2 separate regions of the Mus musculus genome follow, and region 1 is linked to region 2. Evidence: chromatin contacts called from ENCODE Hi-C or POLR2A ChIA-PET data. All regions are on one chromosome and are shown on one strand. The core of a region is the stretch at or near the end of the contact, and the rest is flanking DNA. Distances in the headings are between cores, read along the strand shown.

Region 1 (2,700 bases), core at 133-2,632, 190 kb before region 2:
CCTGCCACAAGTCCTGTAAGTTTTCCCAGTAACTGGTCACATAGCCCTTCCTAAAAGAAATTCATACACATGCAAATCGGAAACTATACTCATTCATACCCACAGCCAAGGATGTGCACACATAGAACATACAGCCCATCACAGGCACTCGTCTACTTATGACACATCCAGCAGCCGCAGCACATCAACCCACAGGCAGCTTCACGAATTGAAGACTTGGCACAAACGCCGGTTCACATATAAACAGTTCACATCCTACACACACCCCTGCACGACACCGCACTCACACTTGCTCAAGTGCCCACGCTGCACAGTCCCATCTCTCTCCAGCCCATTTCACACGCCCAGGCATCCCTTCACATTTCTTTGCACACGGCTTGCACATAAACACAGCATTCTTACTACTCTCCATCTCTTCCACAAGCCGGTACAACCGACCACATCTGTGCTGCCCCCAACCCCCCCCCCCCGCCCCAACATCCCCTGCAACTTCAACAAGAGGCTTCCCGCTTGGTGTGCAGCGGCCACAGTGGCCAGGAATTAAAATGCAGCAAGGAGGAGCCGGGAGCGTCAGAACCGCGTCTCCAGGAGCGCACAGCGCTCGCCTCGGCCGCCGCCGCCCCGCCCGCCCGGAGCCGCGGGGCCAGCGAGCGCAGTAGCAGGTGCTCAGAGCCCAGCAGCGCCAGCCGCGCCAGCCTCGCGCGGCTGCTGCCCAAGTTCGCCCGGGGCCCGAGGAGGGCCGGGCTACCGAGAGAGGAGAGCAGCCGCCGCCACTGTCACCGCCATCGTGGACTTGGAGTCTTGAGAGGAGACGGGCCCACCGGAGCTGCGAGCTTCGATGAGCAGCGAGTCCGGATCAGCCTCAGGAGGTGTTGCTTGGGCTCCGCAGTTCCCAGCTCCCGTCTCCCAGAGAGAATAAGAGGCAAGGAACAGCATAGCCGGGTTTTTCTAAAGACGATCCGTGCCGAGAGGAAAAGCGATAGTTTCCCAGCACCAGCAACCTTGGAGGGGCCCAGCAGCGAGCAGCTTTCCGCAGGACGCCTTGAGAAGCCCCCGCCCCAGACGACAGTAGACACCCCGCGGGACTCAGGACTTGGGGAAGCCTGGGAGCGTCTCAGCAGAAAGCAGCTCCGGCAGCCGTGAGAAAGAAGGGTCCTGGAGGAAAGGGAAGGTGCAAGTCGCCACTCGGCGACCACTCACCCCAGTACACACCCACCCCACCCGCCGAGCCTGGAGCCGCGGAGTGCCTCTGGGGGCGCTCGTTCCTTGGCGCCTTCCCTCGCATGTCCCAGCACCACTGGGCTAAGGGCCAGACTAGTGGGGTCCCCGGGACTGGCCAAACCAGGCATGGTGGCCCAGTGGTCTCTCTCTCAGGATCAGCGTAAAAACTGGGGTTAGTCCGTGCAGGGGGGACTCATCTCAGGGTCCCCCGAGGTCCAGGACCAGGATAGGTCGGCGGGCACAGAGCCCAGGGATTGGAGAGGCGGCTCCCAATGGGGCCCCTCCGGAGGTAGTGCCCAGTGACTCTCGTCCTTCTGGAAGACTCGGGGCCAGCAGAGCCTGGGGGTGGGGGGTAGTTAGGAGAGGCCAGAGCTAGGGGCGGCGGGCCGAGGCGGCACTCAGTCCCGGGCGAGCGCCCGCGGAGGCGGCGGCGGCGACGCCGGGAGGGCATGCCGCGCCACCGGAGCTCCTGTCGGGAGCAGGCTTCCCTGGCACAAGCTGCGCGCGGCTGCTGCTGCTCCCACTGCTGCTGCGGACTCCCATGGCGGCTCCGCCCGGCCGGGGCCGCCGCCGCTGTCGCCAGCCTCGGGCTGAATGAATGAGCCGGAGCGGCGGAGCCCGGCTGCCGGCGACCGCGCTCAGCGGCCCGGGACGCTTCCGTATGGCCCGCGAGCAGCCGGCGCCCGCGGCGGTGGCGGCAGCTAGGCAGCCCGGGGGCGACCGGAGCGGCGATCGGGAGCTGCAGGGGCCAGGGGTCGCCCGCAGGGGGCGGCCGTCCCTGAGTCGCACTAAATTGCACGGGCTGCGGCACATGTGCGCGGGGCGCACGGCGGCGGGAGGCTCTTTCCAGCGGCGGGCGCTGTGGGTGCTGGCCTTCTGCACGTCCCTTGGCTTGCTGTTGTCCTGGTCCTCGAACCGCCTGCTCTACTGGCTCAGTTTCCCGTCACACACGCGAGTGCACCGCGAGTGGAGCCGCCAGCTGCCGTTCCCCGCTGTCACCGTGTGCAACAACAACCCCCTGCGCTTCCCGCGCCTCTCCAAGGGGGACCTCTACTACGCGGGCCACTGGCTAGGACTGCTGCTGCCCAACCGCACCGCGCGCCCGCTGGTCAGCGAGCTGCTGCGGGGCGACGAGCCGCGCAGACAGTGGTTCCGCAAGCTGGCCGACTTCCGCCTCTTCCTGCCGCCGCGCCACTTCGAGGGCATCAGCGCTGCCTTCATGGACCGTCTGGGCCACCAGCTGGAGGACATGCTGCTCTCCTGCAAGTACCGGGGCGAGCTCTGTGGCCCGCACAACTTCTCCTCAGTGAGTTGCCCTCCGCGCGAACCCGCCCTTTCTGACCCCGCGCTTCCCAGGAGTCCTGAGGCTCTTAGGTGGGCCCCAGGGACTGGACACCAGGCCCCTGTGAGTGTCACTACTTCCTGACTGGGTGTCACCTCTCCTCAGTGCCCAGGAAGAAGCCACTCTCGAATCCCCTG
Region 2 (2,700 bases), core at 45-2,544:
GGTTGTCTTCCTGGACTCTGGAATCAGATCTACACACAGGAGGCGGGGCATTTCTGAAGGAGAGGTCAACACCCTTCTTGTCCAACACAGAATTCTACATTCAGCAGATTGTAAGTGTGACTCGAGGGGAGAACTGGGTTTCAGAACAACTCGTGTCTCAGGTGACTCCTGCTAGACGTTACTGAGGGATGAGAGAGAAAAAAGCCAGAGAGAAAAGATAAAGTGAGGACCTGGGAACAGAGAACTTTGCTGAGCAAGAATTCCAGGTGTGAGTGGAGAAAAGGGGGCAGCCGGTGAGGAGAGAGCTGTGAGTCCAAAACACAGCAGGCAGCTGTGGGCTCCAGGAGGGACCACATTTGCGGAGCTGGCCAGTGTCCTGAAAGGCATTTCAGAGTTCTGCTCCCAGGGCAGGTTCCAGGGAAAGGAATGAGATGAATGAGTGAGCAAAACGCCAGGCTACACGAAACCAAAAGCCTAAGAGCGCAATCATCTATGGGGCTGGGGAGATGGCTCAGTGGGTAGAACACTTCCTTGGAAGGCATGAGGACCCTGAAGCTCAGTAGTCATGACCATTTGATAAAGTTCCAGGCCAGTGAGAGACTTTGTCTCAAACAGAAGGTGGAAGACGCCTAACTAAGAAATCATACCTGACATTGTCCTCTGTCCTGCACACATGGGCCATCCATCCACACACATGTACCCCCCCCCCCCACACACACACCTTTCTGTGTTATAAGGCTGGATTACGAACATTTGTAGAGTTATGGCTATGTGAAAGCTAAATAACCAATTGAGCTCAAATCTATACCTGTATTCTGAGGGTGGCTGGAAGGCAAGCAAAGGGAGGCATTCCACGAAAGAAGCCCACGTGCGCTCATCCTCTGTGGTAAGAACTCAGGAGCAAACGTGTCAGAGTTGTACCACCAAGAAATAGCAGGCAAGCAGTTGTTGCCTGTGATGCATGAACACAGAAAAGATAGCTCAATGAGCGTAAAGTAGAGCCTCGGAGGGGTAGCTCTTAGTGGGGAACGGAGTGCAGAGATGGATCGGGAAACACGCTTTTCAGTCAGTGCCTTGAAGCACCACTTAACTTTTAAAATTATGTACATAGACTGCTTTGATAAATATAAAAGTTAAATTAAAAATAACCATAAATTTTTACCATAGCTGGAAGGCCTGAGCAGCCATCAGGGAGAGCAGAGTTCCTACCCCCACATCCACCCCATTACAAATGGGACACAGCTAGAATGAGACTGAGGTTGCCATGGTTTCTCCAGCATCTCTGGCTCCCAGGAAAAACTCTTGTCATGGTGCCAGGTCCTAAGGACTTCCCAAGAATGAGAGGCAGTGGCTCTGGCCTGAATTCTGAGTGGAGTCCAGAGCACACTGACATGCAGCCACCAGCTGAGAAGCCCTGCTTATGCTTAGAGAAGGGCTTTGTGCTGGGTGGGCATCTCCACAGGTGCCTGAAGACTCGGAAGGAATGATGCTATAAATTAGATGCACTGCTGGAAGCCGGCATCTATGGAGCAACCTGATTTTTATCATGCTGGAGACCTGCTAAGTGTGGTGCAGAAAGCATATATGATCTCGTTGGAGGTCCCAGCCAGACAGCCAGCAGCCCAAAGAGAATACCTAGGGAGCTGAGGAAACAGACCCAATATCCTGTTTAGGGGATCTTCATTGTGCACCCACTGTGTTCTCGGGCACCTCAGGAATACAGGCAGAAGTCCAGGGAGGGTTGTAAGAGTACATAAGCTAGGGACTTTCTGGGGAATTCACATATGATTCTGCCACAGTTAGACATCTTTTCATCCTACAGCTTTCACATCCAATGTCCAAGGCATGGCCAAGTCTTCACATAGGAGCCGTTGGGTGCTCTGATCACTAGACTAGAAACAGAACAAGGAAGGAGGTGACAGCTCCAGAGGGGAGGAGAAGAGCATTGAAGGGGAGCTGTGCAGAAGAAATGAGCTTGGCTCTCCATTTGCTAGGCATGGGAGTGAGAGGAGGCTGTGGGGTTGTGGGTTGCTGAAATCTCAAGTACAGGGAGAGGAAAGTCAAGGTCAGCCCAGAGTGTGCTAGGCTAGCTTCCAGGTAGAAGCCAAACCATTTGGTAGCTGGCTTGGTGTGTTTTGCTAAAATGTAGATGTGCAGCGGCTAAAAGCATTTTCAGCTCCTCCAGAAGAACCAAGTTCTGTTCCCAGCATCCATGTTGAGCTGCCTGTAACTCCCAGGTGATGCAACACCTTTCTCTGACCTCCTTGGATATCACCGTGCGCGACACACACACTAATAATTATTAGGACAGTTATTGTTAATGTGAACTGGAAGTCAGTCCTCACCCAGAAGCCTAGGCTCAGCTGGGAGCGTGTTAGATGTGGAATCTCAGGGCATGCCCTGAATCCTCAGAGCACTTGAGGGGACTCACAGATATTTAGTTGTCGGAAGATCAGGCCTAGACTACTGTTTCCCACCATGCAGAGGCCTAAAGATGCCCTTTTAACAGCAATATACTTTTCCTTATTAAATAATATTAACAACAGTTATCCTATTATCACCATACATTTTCCTGCTTCTTCCATTCACTGATTGGGAAAATAGTCAGACAAGGTTGCTATGAATTCTGTAACACTTAGGATGGATTTAGAATTTGATATATTTATCGGTCAATATCCTACAAGATCCATTCAGCAACCT

The links. A loop is a pair of places that touch in the nucleus more often than their neighbours do. ChIA-PET counts read pairs that join two places held with the same protein, here RNA polymerase II (POLR2A).
Region 1: a map of left cerebral cortex shows a loop between it and region 2 (2.3-fold over the local background). The contact joins the promoter of Asic2 here to the enhancer-like site in region 2. A Hi-C loop is called at or near these places in 2 of 37 maps with a recorded cell type or tissue (both left cerebral cortex). POLR2A ChIA-PET finds 5 or more read pairs at or near these places in 1 of 5 experiments (embryonic stem cell).

Annotation. Positions count from the first base shown.
Region 1 is chr11:81,151,585-81,154,284 of GRCm38, reverse strand. It overlaps Asic2 (acid-sensing (proton-gated) ion channel 2), which reads left to right and starts at 1,382. Exons shown (of 10, transcript NM_007384.3): 1 at 1,382-2,527. The coding sequence starts at 1,820. It overlaps Gm51910 (a long non-coding RNA gene), which reads right to left. Exons shown (of 3, transcript XR_003949744.1): 3 at 2,552-2,700.
Region 2 is chr11:80,960,134-80,962,833 of GRCm38, reverse strand. All of the region lies in intron 2 of Asic2 (acid-sensing (proton-gated) ion channel 2), which reads left to right. Among named protein-coding and RNA genes, the nearest start is that of Gm51909, 64 kb to the right of the region's middle. Within about 2 kb of position 1,294, at least 1 of the 3 ENCODE cell types and tissues checked has a DNase peak (open chromatin) inside an H3K27ac peak, as active enhancers do; it is left cerebral cortex, where a contact is called at or near this core.